Regions from separate parts of the Homo sapiens genome. Here region 2 is linked to region 1. A link is an interaction called in ENCODE POLR2A ChIA-PET data of the cell type or tissue named here. Cell type or tissue: OCI-LY7. All regions are shown on one strand.

Region 1 (5,000 bases):
AGTAATGCCCCTCCCTCCATCCCTTCCTCCTCTACATTAACCTTGGCATAAAGAGAAGCTGCAGGTAGCCTCTGAGGGGCTTCTCCCCTTGGTAGGGACAAGGACTGAGAGGCATCTGACCAGAAGCGGGAGGGAGGGCTGGGTTTAGTTAAGACGAAGGTGTGGGCACCTATTTCTAGATCTTGCCAGGGATGTGGGAAGGGGCAGCCTGCATTGTTTTCTGCATTCCTCTGGGCAAGGACACAATAGGGCCAGGGCACTCTGCCTAGGGACCTGGCTGCATCAAAAGGACCTCCAGTGCCAGGAGGGAGAACCCTTCCTCCTCTGGACCCTGAGTGCTCCATTCAGGGAGACATCGGTTTGTCTGTTCCCCCAGCGCTGAATGCTCCTTGATCTGAGGTCCGTAAGTCCCAGACCCATAACCCACCGCATCGCCTGTGTATAATGGGAGCGGGGAGTGTAAATGCCAGGATCCACATGGGCAGTGGGCCAGCCCCCGTGCCAAGCCTCTTTGGGGGAGGAAGTGCTCTCCCCACCCCAGCCTCGCGCCCACCCTGCCTCCAGCTTCCCACTTCCTCCTCCATCTGAGCCTTGCAGCAGCAGCACCTCCTCTCTGGGGCCCAGCCAAGTAGCACTCAGCCCACGGCAGGCAGGCTCACAGCAGCCACAGAGCAGCCTTGCTCCCCGGCACCTGCTCCTCTCCTCTCCCAGCCTCCTCCGGACCCTCCCTTCCTGTCTTCTGCAACCTGGAGTTTGCACGGAGAGCCCCCTGTCATGTCTGGGGCTCTGTGTTGGGTGCCTGGTTGGTCCAGTTGGTCCAAGTCCTGATGAGCTCTATGTCACCCTGAGCAAATGTGGCCATCACCTCTGTTAGTCCTTTCTGAGTTCCAAGTCAGTCCAGACCCCTGTGGCCACTGTGGGTTCCATGTCACTCTGGACCAAAACGGGCACCACTTCAGTCTAATCCCTGTGGGCTCTGTGATTTCCTGAAGCAACATGGGCGCCCTATCATTCAGTCCCACCCCACCAGGCTCCATGTCACTCCAGGCCCTGTGAGCCCTGTCTCAGTGTGGGCTGCTACAGGCTCCCTGACACCCTGGGCTGGGTTCTGTGTTGGTTTGGGCCAAGTTAGGTGTCCTATAGTTCTAATTCCATGACAGGCTGGACACTGTGGACAGACACCATCTTGATCAGCACCGTGGACCTCCCCTTAGGCCAGACGCCTTTGGGCTCAGCCTCTGATCCCACTCTGGACTCTTGTGGGTCCTGTGTTCGCCTGAGCCAAAGGGAGCTCCGTGTTGCTCTAGCTCCTTGTAGTCCCTCGCCACTTTATGGGGGCCGGGAGGCCAGCAGCACTGGCATCACCTGAGTCTTGCTAGTAATGCAGACTCTTAGGCCCCACTCCAGGCCTCCCTAATCGGAATTGCATTTACCAACAAGATCCTAGACGATCCTGGCACATGTACAAGTTTAAGAAGCGCCATCATCAAATGCATGCTGACCTGAATCAAGGCAGGAACCTTGCTGACCTAATTCCACGTGAGCTCCATGACACCTGGGCCAGTGTGGTGACAAGAGACACCCCCCCCCCGCCCCGTGCCCCATGTGAGTGGAGGTGTTCTCCCTCTAGACACCCCTACTCCTGCCACACAGGTCTATGCCTCTCCTCTGTCTCCCCTTCTTTTCTTCCACTCGGAGGCCTTGCCTCTAACCAACTTCCTTCTCCAAAACCAATGCCCATTCCCCTGCCCAGCGTGTCTGGCACCCCCTGCACAGAATCCAAGCACAAAGGGCTTTTGTCATCCCTCACTCTGAGCCTGGCTCTGGGGCTCCTCTTGACCCTCCCTCCCGGCCAGCCTCCTGCCGCCACCTCAGGCCACCCCAGCTGGAGGCTGCTGCGGTACTTTTCCATCCCTGCTGTTCTCTGCCTTACACACACATTGCACAGATAGATCCAAAGTCTATATCTATATATACCTCTCACCCCCCCACCCCCGGACGTCGTGCGTCTCGTTTGCCAGGCTGTGGTCGTGCAGTCTGTCGCTCGTTAAGGCTCTGTCTCAGATTTGCATGTTTAATATTTTATCCAGGAAGTGCTTCTGGCTGGGGCTCCGGGAGGTGGTGTGAAGCCGACAGAATGTCAGGCCCCGGAATGGTTGCTCACGGGTGGTGGCGGTGGGATGAGCGTCTGCGGGACTGGGGATGGTGACGCCAGTTCCTGGCTGCTTGTCTGGGCTTCAGCATTGGGGTGGGGTGGCAGGAGGTGGGCTTGGGGAGAACATGTTGGAGATCAGCTCCCCCAGCTGCACGGACAGCTTCCCTTCTTTGGGCCACATGGCTATCAGAAGGAGGGGCCCCGAATTTGAACTTACTTTTTAGGTTCAGCAGCTCCACTAGGTCTTAGTCACTTCCGTGTCCGGGGATTTTCCAGGAGGAAGAAGCCCTTTGACTCCATGGGGAAATGGCGGTAACTCATCCTCTTCCTGGTTCACCCTGTACCCGGGACAAACCATGTAGGAGAACAGAGTGGGAAACAGAAAATGGGCTGCCACGGTGTGACCTTGGGGAGCCATTGAGCTCTTCTTTTTCTTTTTTTTTTTTTTTGAGACAGAGTCTTGCTTTGTCGCCCCGGCTGGAGTGCAGTGGCGCCATCTCAGCTCACTGCAACCTCCACTTCCCGGGTTCAAGCAATTCTCTGCCTCAGCCTCCTGAGTAGCTGGGATTACAGGCACTCACCACCATGCCCAGCTAATTTTTGTATTTTCAGTACAGATGGGGTTTCACCATCTTGGCCAGAGTGGTCTCAAACTCCTGACATCAGGTGATCCGCCCGCCTCGGCCTCACCTCCCAAAGTGCTGGGATTACACCGTGTCTAGCCAAGGCCAAGGTCTTTTTTTTTTTTTTTTTTTTTTTTGAGACGGAGTCTCGCTCTGTCACCCAGGCTGGAGCGATCTCAGCTCACTGCAAGCTCCGCCTCCCGGGTTCACGCCATTCTCCTGCCTCAGCCTCCCAAGTAGCTGGGACTACAGGCACCTGCCACCGTGCCCAGCTAATTTTTTTTTATTTTTAGTAGAGATGGGGTTTCACCATGTTGGCCAGGCTGGTCTCGATCTCCTGACCTCTTGATCCGCCCACCTCGGCCTCCCAAAGTGCTGGGATTACAGGCATGAGCCTTTTTTTTTTTTTTCTGAGATGGAGTCTCTCTCTGTTGCCCAGACTGGAGTGCAGTGGTGTTATCTCAGCTCACTGCAGCCTCCACTTCCTGAGTTCAAGTGATTCTCCTGCCTCAGCCTCCCAAGTAGCTGGGATTACAGGCACGTACCACCACGCCTGGCTAATTTTTGTAGAGATGGGGTTTCATTATGTCGGCCAGGCTGGTCTTGAACTCCTGACCTCAGGTGATCCTCCCACCTCAGCCTCCCAAAATACTAGGATTACAGGCATGAGCCACTGCGCCCAGTGTATTGAGCTCTTTGGGTTCCTGTGGGTGACAGGAGAGGACCACAAGCATCTTTACCCTCGCTGCCCCCCAGCATGTTAGAGACCTGAGTCAGTGGCAGGCACTACAGAGCACTGAAGAAATCCCTTCTGTTCCCAGATATTTGTAAATAACTCAGCGGGCAGGAGGGGGAAAGGAGGGAGAAAGATGAGGCTCTGGCCCAAGGGCAGATGGAATTATCTGAAGATGGAGAAAGGGAGGCGGGGAGCAGACAGACACAGGCCTTTCATTCTGACCCTTGCCAGGCATGAAGTGCCTGATTGTGCTTGTGTCCAGAGGGCTCAGTGGGGCCTGGAGGTCAGAGGGAGAAGGGATTGCCTGCTCCATCCCCCAGGTCCCTCGGGAACAAGCTCTCCACACAATTCTGCTGCCGTCTGGTGGGGGTCAGACAGAAAGGGATTCTTTTTTTTTTTTTTTTTTTTGAGATGGAGTCTCGCTCTGTCACCAAGGCTGGAGTACAGTGGCGCAGTCTTGGCTCAATGCAACCTCTGCCTCCCGGGTTCAAGCAATTCTTGTGCCTCAGCCTCCCGAGTAGCTGGGATTACAGGCGTGCCACCACGCTGGCTAATTTTTGTGTGTGTGGGTATATATATATATATATAGTTTTTTTTTTTTTGTAGAGATGGGGATTTACCATGTTGTTCAGGCTGGTTTTGAACTCCTGACCTCAAATGATCCACCTGCCTGGGCCTCCCAAAGTGCTGGGATTATAGGTGTGAGCCACCACGCTCACCCAGAAAGGGCTTCTTAGCAACAGAGGGGGCATGGCCCCAGGTCCCACTCTCCCCACCCCTTGCTGAGTTTCAGGGCCTGGAGGTTTATCTGTGCAGAATTTCTGGAGTCAGCCCTGGTTGGGGCAGGAGCAGACGAAGGGGGTGTGAGTGGGAGGATGTATGTGATTATCTCTCAGCCTGCAAAGGGGACCTCCTCCTACCTCAGACAGTTCCACATTTGCTCCCAGCTGCTCCTCCCCCAGGTGCCAAGTTGGGAAGTTCTTCCCGGCGTCTAGCTTCAGCTCTTTCCACTGCCACTGCAGTGCGATTACTCTCTGTTCTGCTATTTGGGGGCCGGAGGGGAGGCAGTTAGGGATCTTCACGTCCTGGGGTTTGTGCCTGATGTGGAAGCCAGGAGTTCAGTCTCCCTCTCCTGTTCGTTCTCTGCCCACATCCATACAGCAATGAGCCCCTATGTAAAGGGATGCCCTCCTGCCGGCACCCCACCATCCACCAGTGACAAGGAGTTAGGAAGCTTAAAGGGCCTCCAAACCGCCGACACCACCAAACCCTGCACCGAAGTACAGGCATTTTATAAGAGGGTGCCCTCTGCTCCTCACAATTCCCTCCATCTAGGTCAGTGGTTTGCGAACGCCTTTCGGGACTTTTTGTACACTTGGGACTTTTTGTTCAAAGATATCATGCAGAAGCAGAGAGAAACAAAACCAAGAACAGCCAAGCTGCTGTGGGGCCACTGAGGGCTGGGGCAGGGCGACCTGCCGCCTCC
Region 2 (5,000 bases), 1.2 Mb before region 1:
AGATCCTGTCTCAAAAAAAAAAAAAAAAAGAAAAAGAAAAAGAAAAAAGAAAAAAAGTAAATTGTAACAAAAATGTGGTTCCATGCTAAAATTAGCAGTAGCAGACAATACATTTATGGAAGAAACTGATCAGTGTGGGTAGAAGTGTTGTGAATAACGTGGAAACAAAGATGGAAGGGCATTCTACATATGAGGAATAAGTGTAGTCTGTCTAGGAGAAAGCAAGATGAGTCTTGTTACAGAAAAGGGTTCAAACTGAAAAGACCTTTACATTCTTAGAGCTGGAAGAGAACTTAAGAGATTTAGTCCAATCTGTCCCCCAGTGTAGAATGATAGGAATCAAGGTGGAAAGGTCAATGGAAACCAGACCGTAGAAGGCTTTGGATGCCAATTTTGGGTTTAATCTTTTATGCCAGGGGTTGCCAGCCTCTTTTCCCCTCCTTTAGGAAGCTTTTTTTTTAAGACTTCCCCCCACAATTGCCTTCCCATGAAATTTTAATACCACAGATAAACTGTGTATCTGCTTGTGTAACGTGTGATCCTTTTTTTGTGTGTGTGACAGAGTCTCCCTGTTGACCAGGCTGGAGTGCAGTGGCACAATCTTGGCTCACTGCAACCTCCACCTGCCGAGTTCAAGTGACTCTCTTGCCTCAGCCTCCCAAGTAGCTGGGATTACAGGTGTGCGCCACCAAGCCCAGCTAGTTTTTGTATTTTTAGTAGAGACAGGGTTTCACCACGTTGGCCAGGCTAGTCTCAAACTCCTGATCTCAGGTGATCTGCCCGCCTTGGCCTCCCAAAGTGCTCTGATTACAGGCATGAGCCATTGTGTCCAGACTCGTGTGACCCTTTGAAGAGCCACAAACATATGAAAAAATGCTCAACGTCACTAATCATCAGGGAAATGCAAATTAAAACCACAATGAGATAACACCTTACCCCAGCCAGAATGGTCATTATTAGAAAGTCAAAAGACAATAGATGTCAGTGTGGATGTGTTGAAAAGGGAACACTTATACACCGCTGGTGGGAATGTAAATTAGTACAACCTCTATGGAAAACAATAGCAGATTTCTCAAAGAACTAAAAGTAGACCAACCATTCAATCCAGCAATCCCACTACTGGGTATCTACCCAAAGGAAAAGAAGTCATTATATGAAAAAGACACCTGCACGCATATGTTGTTTGTTTGTTTGTTTGGAGATGGGGTCTCACTCTGTCATCCAGACTGGAGTGCAGTGGCATGATCATGGCTCACTTCAGCCTCTGCCTCCCAGACTCAAGTGATCCTCCCACCTCAGCCCCCTAGAAGGAGCTGGGACTACAGGTGTAAGCCACCAAGCCTGGATAATTTTTTGTATTTTTGGTAGAGACGGGGGTTTGCCACATTGCCCAGGCTGGTCTTGAACTCCTGAGCTCAAGCAATCCACCAGCCTTGGTCTCCCAAAGTGCTGGGATTACAGGGTGAGCCACTGCATCCAGCCAGCATGCATATGTTTATTGCAGCACAATTCACAGTTGCAAAGATATGGAACCAACCTAAGTGCCCCTCAACTGACAAGTAGATAAATAAAATGTGGCATGTATACACCATAGAATACTACTCAGCTATAGGAAAGAACAAAATAATGTATTTTGCAGTAACTTGGATGGAATTGGAGGTCACTATTCTAAGTGAAGTAACTCAGAAGTAAAAAACCAGGCTGGACACAGTGGATCATGGTTGTAATCCCAGCACTTTGGGAGGCGAAGGCAGGCAGATCACTTGAGGTCAGGAGTTTGAGACCAGCCTGGCCAACATGGCAGAACACTGTCTCTACTAAAACTACAAAAATTAACTGGGCATGGTGGCGCATGCCTGTAATCCCAGCTACTTGGGAGGCTGAGGCACGAGAATCACTTGAACCAGAGAGGCAGAGGTTGCAGTGAGCCGATATTGCACTACTGCACTCCAGCCTGGGCAAGTGAGACTCTGTCTTAAAAAACCAAAACCAAAAAAAAAAAAAAAAACCCAAATACTGGCTGAGTGTGGTGGCTCACACCTGTAATCCCAGAAATCTGGGAGCCCAATGTAGGTGGATCACTAGAGCTCAGAAGTTCGAGACCAGCCTGGGCAACATGGCAAAACCTGGCTCTACCAAAGAAAAAAAAAATTAGCTGGGTGTGATGGTGCATGCCTGTGGTCTCAGCTACTCAGGAGGCTGAGGTAAGACGATTGCTTGAGCCCAGGAGGTGAAGGCTGCAGTGAGCCGAGATCGTACCACTGCACTCTGGCCTGGGTAACAGAGCAAGACCCTGTCTCGAAACAAAAAAAACAAAACAAAACAAAACAAAATACCATATGTTCTCATAAGTATGAGCTAAATAATGAGTATGCAAAGGCATACAGAGTGGTATAATGCGTATGAGTATTGGAGACTCAGAAGAGGGGAAAGTGGAAGGGGGATGAGGGATAAAAAACTACATATTGGGTACAATGTACACTACTTGGGTGAGGGGTGCCCTAAAATTTCAGACTTCACCACTATACAATTCAACCATGAAACCAAAACCACTTGTACCCCTAAACCTATTGCAATAAAATTAAAATAAAATGCCTAAAAGTAGCATCAACATGTCATTAGAAGTAATAAATAGCTCTATGCCAGAGTAAAATTGTCTATTTCAAGAGACAAAACTGTAAATATATAACACACTTAGAAAACCACGGCAGGATACATAAGCAGTACTGGTAAAATTTAGCCCCCAATATGCGGTGGAATTAGAACTGCTTTATTTTGGAAAGATACAGTTTGAGTATCCCTAATTTGAAAATCTAAGATTTGAAACTTTTCTAAGTGTCAACATGATGTTCAAAGGAAATACTCATTGGAGCACTTTTGATTTCGGATTAGGGATGCATTTTTGATTTTTGCATTAGGGATGCTCAACCAGTAGATATAATGCAAATATTCCAAAATCTGAAATCTGAAACACTGCTGGCCCCAAGGTTTTTTGTCTTTTTTTTTTAAAGAGGGTCTTGCTCTGTCACTGAGGATGAAGTGAAGTGGCATAATCATAGCTCAGCCTGTGAGTAGCTGAGACTACAGGTACATGCCACCATACCTAGCTATTTAATTTTTTTTTTTTTGTAGAGACGGGGTCTCACTATGTTGCTCAGGCAGGTCTCAAACTCCTGGCCTCAAGTGATCCTCCTGCTTCAGCCTCCTGAAGTGCTGGGACTACAGATGTTAGCCACCATGCTTGGCCCCAAGTATTTTGAATAAGGGATACTCAACCTGTATGGTGATTGGAAAAAGTAATGAGATATATTTATCAATGTTAATTAGCAATCTGTTATAGTTATGCAGGAAACAAAGCCAGCTCACAGTGAAAATAAAACATCACTATCTTGACAGAAAGTCCTCATTTCAGAATAGCTACCTATCAGCAACTGGTTATCATTAGGTTAAAGGAAGAAAAAAAAGTATACCATGCTAACACTGATCAAAGGAAAGCTCGAGTAGCTATATTAATTTTGGACAAAGTAGATTTCTGAACAAGGAAAATTATCAGGGATGAAGAATGGTATTACATAATGATAAAGGGGTCAATTCTCCAGGAAGACATAACAGTCGTTTATAGGTGCCTAACAACAGAGCATCAAAATAGGTGGGTTAAAAACTAACAGAACTGCAAAGAGAAATAGACAAACCCATTATTATCCTTGGAAACATCAACACTCTTCTATCAGTGACGGACAAATGCAGCAGGCAGAAAATCGGTAAAGATATAGTTGAATTATGGCATCATCAATCAACTGGATCTAATTGACATTTACAGAATCTCCATCCACCAATAGCAGAATACATATTCTCCTAAAGCTCACATGAAACATTCACCAAGATAAACAACATTCTGGACATTGTTAACAGAGTACCTGAGCAAAAAATTTTTAAGAGATGCTTATGTTGCCCAGGCTGGTCTCAAACTCCTGGCCTTAAGCGATCCTCCTACCTCAGCCTCCCGAGTACTGATCACATTTAAAACAATAAAAGCAAGCCGGGCCTGGTGGCTCATGCCTGTAATCCCAGCATTTTGGGAGGCCGAGGCGGGCGGATTGCAAGGTCAGGAGTTCAAGACCAGCCTGGCCAGTATGGTGAAACCCTGTCTCTACTAAAAATACATAAAAATATTAGCCAGGCATGATGGCGGGCGCCTGTAGTCCTAGCTACTTGGGAGGCTGAGGCAGGAGACTCGCTTGAACCCGGGAGGCAGAGGTTGCAGTGAGCTGAGATTGCACCACTGCACTCCCTGTGGGCGACAGAGTGAGACTCCGTCTCAAAAAAAAAAAAAAAAAAAAATCCATACACAGTAAGCCTGAAGACCACAATGGAATTAGACTAAAAATCAATAATGGAAAGATAGCTGGAAAATTAAAAGATATTTGGAGATTAAACAATAGGCATCTAAATAACACATGGGTCAAAGAAATCTCAAAAGAAATTTTAAAATATTTTAAACTAAACAAAAATGAAAATACAACTTATAAAAACTTGTAGGATTCAGCAAATGTTTAGAGGGAAATTGATAGCATTGAATGCACATATCAGAAAATAGGAAAAATATAAAATCAATAATCTAAGCATGTGCCTTAGATTAGAGGTACAAGTTTCTGGAAACTACAGGAAGAAGAGCAACATAAACCTAAAGCAGGCAGAAAAAAAGAACTAATAAGAATTAGAGCAACAATCAATTAAATTGAAAGCAGGGAATCAACAGAGAAAATCAAGGAAACCAAAAGCTGGTTCTTAGAAAACATCAGTAAAATTGATAAAACTCTGGCCAGGCTAACCAAGAAAAAAAAGGGGAAGACACAAATTACTAATATCAGAAATAAAAGAGGGATTATCACTACTAAACATTAATGTCATTAATGACATTAAAAAGATAATAAAGGAATATTATAAATAATTCTATAATTTGATAATTGAGATGAAATGAACAAATTACTTAAAGGACA

The links. ChIA-PET counts read pairs that join two places held together with the same protein. Peaks named below come from ENCODE experiments on the same cell type or tissue, not always from the same donor. Only the 100,000 strongest peaks of a DNase experiment are listed, where the experiment ranks them.
Region 2: POLR2A ChIA-PET joins it to region 1 with 5 read pairs; 2 of 35 experiments call an interaction of 5 or more read pairs at or near these places.

The regions. Positions count from the first base shown.
Region 1 is chr17:38,654,576-38,659,575 of GRCh38, reverse strand. No RefSeq gene overlaps it. Among named protein-coding and RNA genes, the nearest start is that of EPOP, 18 kb to the left of the region's middle. RefSeq lists enhancers at 371-870, 2,286-2,580. In OCI-LY7, no CTCF peak of the experiment used is centred here; DNase peaks (open chromatin) are centred at 2,065 and 2,355; H3K4me3 peaks cover 2,029 bases; H3K27ac peaks cover 1,355 bases.
Region 2 is chr17:39,882,216-39,887,215 of GRCh38, reverse strand. No RefSeq gene overlaps it. Among named protein-coding and RNA genes, the nearest start is that of ZPBP2, 17 kb to the right of the region's middle. In OCI-LY7, no CTCF peak of the experiment used is centred here; no DNase peak of the experiment used is centred here.